3 separate regions of the Homo sapiens genome follow, and regions 2 and 3 are each linked to region 1. A link is an interaction called in ENCODE POLR2A ChIA-PET data of the cell type or tissue named here. Cell type or tissue: PC-3. All regions are shown on one strand.

What was found. Peaks named below come from ENCODE experiments on the same cell type or tissue, not always from the same donor. Only the 100,000 strongest peaks of a DNase experiment are listed, where the experiment ranks them.
Region 2: POLR2A ChIA-PET joins it to region 1 with 15 read pairs; 3 of 35 experiments call an interaction of 5 or more read pairs at or near these places.
Region 3: POLR2A ChIA-PET joins it to region 1 with 32 read pairs; 2 of 35 experiments call an interaction of 5 or more read pairs at or near these places.

Annotation. Positions count from the first base shown.
Region 1 is chr3:71,460,335-71,464,334 of GRCh38, reverse strand. The region is part of intron 3 of FOXP1 (forkhead box P1); the gene reads left to right. Among named protein-coding and RNA genes, the nearest start is that of MIR1284, 80 kb to the left of the region's middle. In PC-3, no CTCF peak of the experiment used is centred here; DNase peaks (open chromatin) are centred at 2,034 and 2,364; H3K27ac peaks cover 1,031 bases.
Region 2 is chr3:71,350,726-71,354,725 of GRCh38, reverse strand. The region is part of intron 4 of FOXP1 (forkhead box P1); the gene reads left to right. LOC124906248 (a long non-coding RNA gene) reads right to left here. Exons shown (of 4, transcript XR_007095957.1): 4 at 3,750-3,839. Among named protein-coding and RNA genes, the nearest start is that of FOXP1-AS1, 63 kb to the right of the region's middle. In PC-3, no CTCF peak of the experiment used is centred here; no DNase peak of the experiment used is centred here.
Region 3 is chr3:71,092,865-71,096,864 of GRCh38, reverse strand. All of the region lies in intron 7 of FOXP1 (forkhead box P1), which reads left to right. Among named protein-coding and RNA genes, the nearest start is that of FOXP1-AS1, 190 kb to the left of the region's middle. In PC-3, no CTCF peak of the experiment used is centred here; no DNase peak of the experiment used is centred here.

The DNA.
Region 1 (4,000 bases):
CTGGTCACCTGCTCCCGACTTGCAGACCTGTAGGCAGTTACCTTGTTTTCCTTCTTTTTGAGACAGGATCTCGTTCTGTCGCCCAGGCTGGAGTGCAGTGATACGATTATGGCTCACTGCAACCTCCGTCTCCCGGGCTCAGTTGATCCGCCCACTTCAACTCCCAAGTAGCTGGGACCACAGCATGTGCCATCACGCCCAGCTAATTTTTAAATTTCTTGTAGAGATGGCGTCTCCCTATGTTGCCCAGGTTGGTCTTGAACTCCTGAGCTTAAGCAGTCCTCCTGCCTTGGCCTCCCAAAGTGCTGGGATAGAAGCGTGAGCCACCATGTGTAGCCTGTTTTCTTAATTAGTGTACCTCATTTACAGATTGGTAAACTGGACACTCAGCCTTTGCAGAAATGTATATTTGATGCCACCTCTCAATCCTGTTCAGGCTGGATCCCCTCTTGCCAGTGTCTTCCTCTTGGCCAGCATCCATACTTCCGTTATTACAAAATATATGCCTCTGCAGGTGCTGTTCTTGGTCCTAGCCAAGAACCAAGAGTAGCCAGACAAAACCTCCAGGACATGATTAATTGAACTGTGCTGTGTTTGGGGTCAAGACGCAGTCATGATAGTTACCCTGGTAGCTGCTTTCTTGCTTTCATTAAACAGTGCCTTTAATTCAGGGACCACAAAGCATGGTACAGGCATTAATTGAAAGTACAACACCCCGTGAGGTAGAAGTTGTTATAGTTATCTTCATATCTCCTGGGGAGAGACCCCAGCCCAGAGAATCTCAGCATCACCATTCATGTCAGGCAATTGGGAGAGCCTGTTGCATACAGCTCCTTAGTGTGGGATGTCTTCCCTGCCAGCAGGGCCCTGAATTTTCCTGAACCCATAGCCATGTGGTAGGTGTGAGCTGTTTTCCAAAGGTGACCTGTGGTGGGTATATTCCCCCTTGGTGAGTTTTTTTTTTTTTTTTTTTTTTTTTTGAGACAGTGTCTTACTGTGTCACCCAGCAGTGGTGTGATCTCAGCTCACTGCAACCTCCGCCTCCCGGGTTCAAGCAATTCTCGTGCCTCAGCCTCCTGAGTAGCTGGGATTATAGGCCTATGCCACCATGCCCAGCTAACTTTTTGTATTTTTAGTAGAGTCGGGGTTTCACCATGTTGCTGAGGCTAGTCTCGAACTCCTGACCTTAAGCAATCTGCCTGCCTCAGCCTCCCAAAGTGCTGGAATTACAGGTGTGAGCCACCATGCTTGGCCTCCTTGACAAGTTCGGAGGTCTGAGAATGACAATCACAGAGAGGAGAGGCTTTCCTGCCAAGGTTTAAGTCATTTGCTGGCCTTGCAGGCAGGCACCTTCCATGTGAAAATGCACATTTGGTTGATTGATGGGGCGTAGGAGGTGGTTTTATACATGGTGCTGTCTTTGGCATAGCATTGGTTTTCGAGAGAAGACCTGGGGTGACCAGCCTGCTAGGCCAAGTTCAGCAGTAAACTCAAGTCAGCAATATATATGTGGCGGTCCTTAATCTGGACCAGATGAAGCTACATCACACACAAATAAAAAACATGTTGAAGGCGGTGGCTGGTTTGAATTTTCCTTCATCGGATGACTAGAATACAATGGAGTTACACGGAATTTCTTCTGAGTCAAGTCCAGATTTCTAACATAGATGCAATGATTTCCCTCTCACATCTTCACTGATTTTTAAATTCTACGGAGGTTTTGGCTGAAGACACCTGGTGAAATTTCAGCTTTACACGAATGGGTTCTCACTTATTTTATTCTGTCTTAGAAAGTTGAACGGCGACTGGAGCTTACCAAGAAGGAGAACTTTATCTGTGTAGTTGGCCCATCATGGATACGTGATTCTGTGAGGCTGAGTGTACCTCTGAAAAGCCTAGTGCACTCCAGAAGGCAGGTGGAAGGTGTTGTTTGAAGTGAACCCTATTTTATTTTTCTCAAGAAATTCTTGAGCTGATTCTGTGACATGAACATCTAAACAGAGTAACCAGATTCCAACTGCATGACTCGAATAGGTTTACACATTTTTCTTCTGTCCCGCCTTTCAAACAAAATGGTAAATAACTTCATTTCCAGGCCAGTTTAGCATTCCCATTTTTTACCCTGATGAGTCTCATTTTAATGAGCAATTTGCTTTATCCAGTAGTGCATTAGTGAAGTGTTTCCTGATTTTATGCGGCAAGTGTTTATGTGCAGTCCTGTAAGGCCTTCCTCTTGGTGAATTCCTTTCTCTACTAGTGAACTATTTAAGGCAGACAATATCAACACCAGGTAGTGATAGTTCCAGTTTTATGGGACGTCCTTGTTAGCATTCAGGTATCCTTGATTCTCCCCTCTGCCTAAAGGGAGTGTCAGTTCTTCTGGGGAGGGTTAAGTTCTCTCAGTGTTAATCACTCTTTCTTAGAATGCCAAGCCCTGCCAATCTTCTCTTGATGGGGTAACTTTACACTGTGATACCAGAGACCTGTGGTCCCTGTAAGCAGTTACCTTGTTTTCCTTCTTTTTTTTTTTTCTTCGATACAGAGTCTCGCTCTTTTTCCCAGGCTGGAGTGCAGTGGCGCGATCTTGGCTCACTGCACCCTTTGCCTCCCAGGTTCAAGCAGTTCTCTGCCTCAGCCTCCTGAGTAGCTGGGATTACAGGCGCCTGTCACCACGCCCTGCTAATTTTTGTTTTTTTAGTAGAGACGGGGTTTCATCATCTTGGCCAGGCTGGTCTTGAACTCCTGACCTTGTGATCCACCCGCTTCGGCCTCCCAAAGTGCTGGGATTACAGGCACGAGCCACCACGCCCGGCCTCTTGTTTTTCTTCTTTTTGATTTTTTGAGACAGGGTCTCATTCTGTCGCCCAGGCTGGAACACAGTGATACGATCATGGCTCATTTAAAACTGATGTCATAACCCTGCAGAATCTACCGTACACTTACTATGTTGCATGAGATCTCCTTGAACACTCGTTTCTGGGTAATTCGTCGATCTGTGTTTTTAGACGTGATGTTAGTTTGACTTTTTACACGGAATGAGAATAAGATCATCAACCCACTTTATTCTAATATGAAACAAAAGCCATTGTGACTGAAATGGAGAGTTCTGTGTGACTCACACCACCATATAATATGCTTTGTACACAGAGTTCCAAAGAGATTTATAACTTTTAGGCACCATTTTATTATAGCTCGTACTGATGAAACTCAAGAATGGACAAAGTCTTTTTAACTTCCCCAAGATAAAACTCAAACCTCTCTCTACAACCAAACAAACAAAAACGTCTAAGAATTTAGGTTTCAGTCACAAATTCCTAGATGATATTGCCCATCTCTTTATTGTAAAACTGTACCGGTTGTTTTTTTCCCTTCAGCTTGTCAGAGCTATTCCCGACAGTCAAAGGCACCACCATCAGACAGTTCTAAGAAGGGAATTTGGCTTAATTCTCCACATTGTTCTTTCAGCTAGATACGGTGTACAATCAAATTTTGCTAAGCTTACATGGTTGCCACTCAGAATGATGAATTCTCTCAGCTACCAGTGTATAATGTAAGACTCTTATTTTCCCTTTCTTTGTTTTAGGTTAGAAAAATTAGGCCAGGCGCGGTAGCTCACGCTTGTAATCCCAGCACTTTGGGAGGCCAAGGCAGGCAGATTGCCTGAGCTCAGGAGTTTATGACCAGCCTGGGCAACACGGTAAAACCCCGTGTATACTAAAATACAAAAAAAGTTAGCCAAGCCTGGCGGTGTGCACCTGTAGTCCCAGCTACTTGGGAGGCTGAGGCAAGAGAATTCCTTGAACTCGGGAGGCGGAGATTGCAGTGAGCTGAGATTGTGCCACTGCACTCCAGCCTGGGCGACAGAGTGAGACTCTGTCTCAAAAACAACAACAACAAAAAAAAACGAAAAAAACCAAAAAATCAAAAATTAGCGGGGCATGGTGGTAGGTGGCTGTGTCACCAGCTACTCGAGAGGCTGAGGCAGGAGAATCGCTTGAAT
Region 2 (4,000 bases), 110 kb after region 1:
TGGGGACCTCCACTGATAAAACTCATCTTCTGCTTTCTTCTGATGTTCATTTTAGAGGTGGCAAAGATGGCAAAGAACCTTGATTCCCGATTATATTTGCTCATGTTTCATGTGCTGAATTAACTTCAAAAAGTACAAAATAAGCAAGCAGTGAGATAGTCTGTTTTATATTTGTTGTTGACACGTTGACTGTTGGATGCTCATGACCTGTCTCAGGTAGCACATGCTAGAAACCTCAAGCGCTGCAATGGCTCAGTGTCTGGAGCCTGACCCACATCCAGAAAACCATGGAAATTGAGAGTTTGGGGTGCTGCAGTGTCTGTACGCCTTCTTGCTGGGGATATGTTTTGCCTTTAAGTTAATCAGAGCTGGTTTGATCTCCTGCCTTGCAATAGAGGGCATCTTAAATTTCCTTAAATTCTCTTCTCTCTCTCTTTTTTTTTTTCTGGAGACGGAGTCTCGCTCTGTCACCCAGGCTGGAGCGCAGTGGCGCAATCTCAGCTCACCATAACCTCCGCTCCTGGGTTCAAGCGATTCTCCTGCCTCAGCCTCCCTAGTATTTTTTTTTTTTTTTTGTATTTTTAATACAGACGGGGTTTCACCTTGCTGGCTAGGCTGGTTTTGAACTCCTGATCTTGTGATCCGCTCATCTCAGCCTCCCAAAGTGCTGGGATTACAGGCGTGAACCACCGCGCCCAGCCCAATTCTCTTCTCTTTTTTTAAAAAAATATACTTGATGTGTCGGTCCTGAAAATTCACATCACTTCTCTTTTGATAGAAAACCAAAGTCTGTATAGTCTGAAAGGAGTTAGATATAAATGTCTTTCATTATTAACACCAATTTCTTCCACCTGCTTGAAGAAGATGATCTATTATTTTTGCTATATTGTTCCACCATGTCAGTGGTTGACATTTGTTGTTCATTGTGAATTTTTTATGTAAAAGCTGAAGCAGAGAGAGGGACCTGTCTCACTCTGTATCACATGACTTTCTAGCGGACAAGAATGAAATCTATGAAATCATATACTCTTATTTACACGACTTATGGAGTAACTAGGGTTATCTAGGAAATTAAAATAGCCATTTCTTTTATTAATTCATAACTTGTACTCTTGCAACTTAACAATAAAAGGACATGATTAAAATATAGTTTAAGGCATCAAACGTGGTTACTAATATCCTTTTAGGAAAGGAAAAGATGAAATCCAGTAAGTTTCAGTCAAAGTAAGTGAATAAATCAGAAAAAAAAACATTGGTTAGACTCATGATAACCCTCAGAGTGGCTAACACCCAGATTTTTTGCATCTCTAAAAATATATAACACCCCTGTCTCCAAATATCACTTCAGAAACTAAAATAATAATTCGTGAAAGGGGAAACAGATCCGTGTAATATGAGACTTGATCAGGCAGTTTACGCGGGATGCTTGAGGGCCTAGATCAGCCCTTGTGCTGCCCTCTTCTCAATACCCTGGTGCCTGAGGAGCAGCGGGGAAGATTAGGAGCTTTCTGAGGGTTTTTACTTTAATGCTTTGAAATTTTGCTGCATCGTCTGAGTCCAATTTGGTTCAGCAGTCTCTCAGTGCCAGGTGACTCTGGCTAAGATGCTCTAGGGCTGAATTTTTTAATGCCAGCTTTCCCAGGGGATCAGTAAAGGTTTTGCCCTGGGTATTCCAACCAGGAGAGCCTGTGTCCTGTCTTTGTCCACATCTGTCCCCAGTCATTAATGGTGACACAAAATAGTCTCCCACTCCTGACTCACTTCCTAAACCTGGCAGTTTCTTTGGGATTCTACTCCTAGAATAATTGGTGCTTAGACCTTCTTAGGTTTATCTGTATGTATGTACCTAGAAGAACTTGCATTTCGTGCTGTCACCAATATTCTGCATGCTTAAAAAGTAGGGAGAGGTGGAAGTAGAATTTTCTAAACTCATGAAAAATCTAACCCTAAAAAATCTCAATAAACAGCAGTTTTTTAAGAGAAACATTCTAGCTTTTGAAAGGTCTACCCTATAATAGCTACCTTTACTGTCTGTATGCCAGACATGATTCTAAGCCTTTGATATTTATTAACTCATAGTAACTCTGTGAAGTAATCATCATTCTAAAAATTCATTTTACAGGTGAGGAAGCTGAAGAATAGTGAGTTAAATGACTCACCCAGAGCCCTCTGCTTATATGGAGCAAAGTAGGATCTGGACCTAGAAATTCCTTCCCCTCGTAGCCTGTTGTGTTTTTTTTTTTTTTTTTTTTTTTGAGATGGAGTCTCGCTCTGTTGCCCAGGCTGAAGTTGGAGTGCAGTGGTGCAGTCTCGGCTCACTGCAACCTCCACCTCCCTGGTTCCAGCGATTCTCCTGCCTCAGCCTCCCAAGTAGCTGGGACTAAGATGCATGCCACCATGCCTGGCTAATTTTTGTATTTTTGGTAGAGACAGGATTTTGCCATGTTGGCCAGGCTGGTCTCGAACTCCTGACCTCAGGTGATCCACCCCCTTCAGCCTCCCAAAGTGCTGAGATTACAGGCATGAGTGACCACACCCAGCCGTACCCTGGTTCTTAATCACTATGCCATGCAGTCTTCCTCACGCACACATATTCTTGGGGTTATCGACTTGCAGGCATTATTTTGTTTTCACATAAACTTTTCACTCTAGGACTGCATGTGGAGCTGTTATACTTCAATGCTATCTAATAGGCCCTGCTTGATCTTACTAGACTTCTTCAAATGCTTTCTTTTTGCTAACACAAGAGCTATGGGAAATAAAAGTGTGTCGCAATTTGATTAGGAACAAGGACAACCACTTAATTGCCATTCTTCTATCTCCAGTTGGATGTGCCTGTTAAGACATTTTCTCTAGATCTTTGAGTCATTTTTCTCTGGGACATTTTTCTAATTAACCTCATCTCTCTAGCCCTCATTTTACTTCATATTAGCCTCTGACCACCTAATAATTGATTTGTTCTGCTCAATCACCTGTGTGAAAAGTGAGAGGGTCTCCCTCCCAAAGCTTTGGTCCCGTACCTGGGCATTTTCCCAGCAAGCAAGTTCAGAATGTTCTTTTAGTTCTTGGAAACATTCACCTGGAAGGCTTTTTATTTACCAGGGTGAATCTGGGGTACTGAAAGGTAACATTGGCTAACAGAGTAGAAGACCTTTGGTTACTTAGTCAGTAGAATTATAGGTTTATAAGCTGTATGCCAAGGACTTTGACCTTCAAATATTAGTAAAATATTAGGCTTGAAGAAATGTATAAATGCCAGTTTCAAGAGACCACAAATAAGCAATTTTGACTTAAAAGGTTTGAAGTGTTCATATTGCCTTGTTAACACAAAGAGCAGACAGCCCACTTCTAAAGTGTCGGTGCCTTAAAATACTGAGCTCACCATATTTTAGGTCTTGTTGGTTCTGAGTGACCAGCTTAGTCATAAAGGGGAATTAATTGGCTCATAATGTTGAAAAGTCAGATTGTGGAACTAGCTCCAGGGAAATCTGGAGCAGGAGGTTCCGATCATGCCATTAAGTCTTGGTGGCAGTCTTCTGGCTGTGCTGTGCTCCCTGTTGGATTCATTCACGGAGGCGATTCCCTGTTTGTGGCAGGATAACCTTTCATGAGTCTGTTTTTGTAGCAACTCCAGCAGAAAAGATCTTTTCTTAAGAGTTCTAGCAGCTGTCATGGAATCTGGATCTTCCTGCTTCTGTGATTGGTCTGGTGTGTGCCACATGCCTTTCGGTGAAACACTTACTGGAGCTGGAGCAGGAGTGAGTTGGGGGTGGTGGGAGGTCCTGCTTGGCCTAGGATGGGTCATGTGTCCATCTCTAAAGGCATGGATGGCCTTTGACCTACACAAAACAATGGGAAGTAGGTGAAAAGAGTGCTGGTTTCAGAAGGAGACAGAACTCTGGGAAAGTGAACTATGTTTATGTACCACGTCGGGTACTATACTTGATACACAGCAAATACATAGAATTACAGGGTGGAAGGAACCTTTAAATATCATATG
Region 3 (4,000 bases), 370 kb after region 1:
AGATTCAGGAAAATGGCCACAGCTGGCAGGGCTACAGTTGGCTTATACCACATACTTGTGTGATATTGAGGAAGGTACCCTTTCAAGACACTTTACTCTCGTCCTTCTGAATATTTTCATAATATATCTGATTGTATTACATTAAAACACTTCACTACTATCTGTCTGAGAAATATCTTACTGGTTATATAGATCTACAGTATCTAAAATGCATACAGCTCTGTCTTGAATCCAAGACATAATGGGACTGCTTCAACATGGAGCCCTCCTAAGATGCCCAGTCAGGTGCTCACATAATTTTCCTCCATTGTTTGTATTTTGAACCCAAGCATGTTGGATTTTGGCAAAGTGACTTACATTTGTAAGTCTCAGTTTCTTATCTATAAATGACTAGTCAGTGGTTTTCAATCCTAGGGGTGCATCAGAACTAAGGTAATTATTACCCTTATCAAGATCTAGGGATCAAAGCTTTTAAAACTCACAGTTAGGCTCCGGAACTCTTATCTTCTGAATGAGAATCTTAGGATGGGGCCCAAGCATGTGTATATTTAAAAACCTTCATAAGTGCTTTTTATGCCCACCCATGTTTGAAGACCACCAGTCAAGAAGACAGCTAAGTACATTTCCAACTTAAAGTCTTAGTATTGATTTCATTCTGCTTTTTCCTCATTTCTTCATTCCCTAGCCTTCTTCTAGGGTAGCAGAAATGAACTCTCTGACCTTATTTCAGCAATGCAAGCCATCTATAGTCATCAGAAGATATTGGGAAATCCCAGCTCAGGAGTCTTAGATTTTGCCTTTGTGTAAATTTATGCAGGATGTAGCATTGGACAGGAAGCTGAATATCCTAATACAAGAATTAAGTAGGCCACCCACCCTGTTAATCTTAAAGTCCTATTGAGAAGTCCAGGGAGTGACAAAAATGGGTGGTCCATTTGGTATATTGAAGGTCTACCTTGAGATTTAAAATGTACAGTTCATCTCCTTTTCTCTACACATTTTATGCACTTCTGCTTTGAAATGATTATGCCACATTTTTTGTAATATGCATCCATTTTTACAATATTCCTAGCTCAGCCCAAATTGGGAAATACTGTGTCTCACCAGATCGCTAACTTGATATCTGACCAAAGTGATTTGGATACCTTTCAGGTAAGTGTTGAAATTGGCCCATGTCTCAGTGTCACACCTGGTCTCTAGGAGTTTAGGGCATACCTCATTCAGCAGCCTAAATGTTATTTAAAATGTAGACTCTGTGTTGATCTAGGAGCTTTCTTCTGCCAGTATTTTAAAAACAAATACCTTCTTTGCTCATTCTGCAAAATATGGAAAGAAAAAACTGCCAGTGTGGAACTAGGAAGACCAACTGGGCCTCTTACCTCTTTATCTGTTTTACATTAGCATATCATTTGGCTTTTAACAAATAGAATCCTCTTCATTCTACAACTGTTCTGGAATTTTGGGGCCATTAATTGATGAAGGCAAAATCACCTTACTACAGCATGTTCCATGAGGGCCACATGGCAATTAAGGCAGTTTTTCTTTAAGGTAAGACCAACCGTGTGAGGCCCAGATACCCACCATCTAATGGCAGTAGGCAGTCTAATATTTTTTTTAACACAATTTACCAATTGGATTCCTACAAAAGAGAGATTATATTTTTTGACTTATGAACAGCAGGTCAGACATTTCAAAGAAAATTTAGAGAGCAGTAATTTTGAAAATGTACACAGATGAATTTGAAAATAAATATTTCGCTGCCTACGCAGCTCTATTTCTAAGGCTGGCTTTGGAAACGTATTCCAGAGGCCTCACCATTTTGCATGACACGGTGTCAGTTCACACACAATATATTAATGCTTAATTGAAGATAATGTAACTGCAGATCAAAGGCATAATTAATGGGCTTGCAGAAACTCTTATGTAGATCAGGATTTTGACTAATAGAAGTCTGGACAAAACTGGTTTATAAAAGGATCTTGAGACCAGCTGAGGCTTCATCTGTCTGCTCAGCTGATGGTGACCACAGCTGGAGCTGCCACCAGGGGTAGGTGGGTGAATAAAGGATAGCTCTCATCTCCACCATTCCCCGTCCCCAAACCAACACTTCCTGGTGTGGCTCCTGGTTGGCCTCTGGAACTGCTGGACTGTAGAGCTATTGAATATCTGTTGTATACAATAAGCAATTAGTTTCTGTTAGATTCAGGATATCTCTATGACTCTGTGACCTGAAACTTTTAGTGGGAAGCACATGATCAGGAAACAGGCCTTAGAATGGAAGTTGGCAGTTGTAAACCCATGGGCCAAACCCCGAAGCTTGTTTCTATAGTACTGAGGAGCCAAGAAAATTGTTACATTTTTTAATGGTTGGGGAAAGATCAAAAGACGAATAATATTTCATGAAACATGAAAATTATATTAGCCGGGCATGGTGGCGTGCGCCTGTAGTCCCAGCTACTCGGGAGGCTGAGGCAGGAGAATGGTGTGAACCTGGGAGGCGGAGCTTGCAGTGAGCTGAGATCACGCCACTGCACTCCAGCCTGGGCGACAGAGCGAGACTCTGTCTCAAAAAAAAAAAAAAAAAAAGAAAAGAAAAAAAAGGGAATTATATGAAATTCAGATTTCAGTGTCCACAACTATAGCTTTATTGGAATACAGCCATTGTGAACTTGTTTTTCTGTCTATGGCTGCTTTCAGCAGAGATGAGTGGGTGCGACAGAGACTGTGCGTCCTGCAGTGCCTAAAATATTTATTCTCTGGCCTTTTATAGAGAAAGTTTTTGGCCCCTGGCTTCAAAGTTCAGGTTTGGTCTCTAGGACACCTTTGGGAGAAGGAGCTTGGGCATCTAGAAACTTACTGAATTTATAGGGAAAAACACATGAAAAACAAGAAAACAGCTTTCTTACCAAAATGTTTGGGAACTGATAGAGAACAATGTTACTGAGAGGCAAGAATACAGCATTCTCATGAGAAGATTATTGATTTTTATCGTTACCATCACCATCAACAATATCTAAGTCTCATTTTGATCTTTATTGATATTATTATAATCATAGGATTCATTTGGTTTTAAAGTTTGGTGTAAATGACATAGCGATTCTGAGAGCAAGGCCTCTGGGAAGTAAATGTGAGAACAGACCAGAGGCTTAGTGATTCTTTCATCCATCCATCTATTCACTTATCCTCATTCTAACATTTATTATGTGCCTGTAGTGTACCGATCCTGCTTAGTACTGAAGTAGAGAATTGCATATTTCTTAGTCCTTATATCACAGTTGAAACTGAACAGAGAATTATAATATGATGTAATAAATGTACTAACAGAGGTAATCTGTACTAGCCACATTTCAAGTTCTGTTCCTAAACTGGGAACACACACAGGAACAGAACTTGAAATGTGGCTAGTACAGTCAAAGAGTTGGATTTTTAAATTGTATTTACATTAAATAAATTTAAATTTAAATAGCCATATGTGGCCAGTGGCTATTATTTTGATTAATGCAGATATAGAACATTTCCATCATTGTGAAAAGATCTATTGGACAGTGCTATCTAGAATGTTCTTTTGCTTTTTTTAATTTTTTTTTTTTTCATTTTTATTTTTATTTTTTGAAATGGAGTCTTGCTCTTGTCGCCCAGGCTGAGTGCACTAGTGCGATCTTGGCTCACTGCACCCTCTGCCTCCCAGGTTCAAGCGATTCTTCTGCCTCAGCCTCCCAAGTAGCTGAGGCGTGTGCCACTATGCCCGGCTAATTTTTGTATTTTTAGTAGAGACGGGGTTTCACCATGTTGGCCAGGCTGGTCTCAAACTCCTGACCTCAGGTGATCTGCCTGCCTTGGCCTCCCAAAGGGCTGGGATTATAGGCGTGAGCCACCACGCCTGAGCTTTTTTGCCTTTTAAAGCATTTGGTAAATATGTCTTCCTGATGAAAAATCAAGAACTAATCTCTTTTAATGTGGTGTCTTCATATATCTCTAAAGTATATCTGTGCAACTCTTT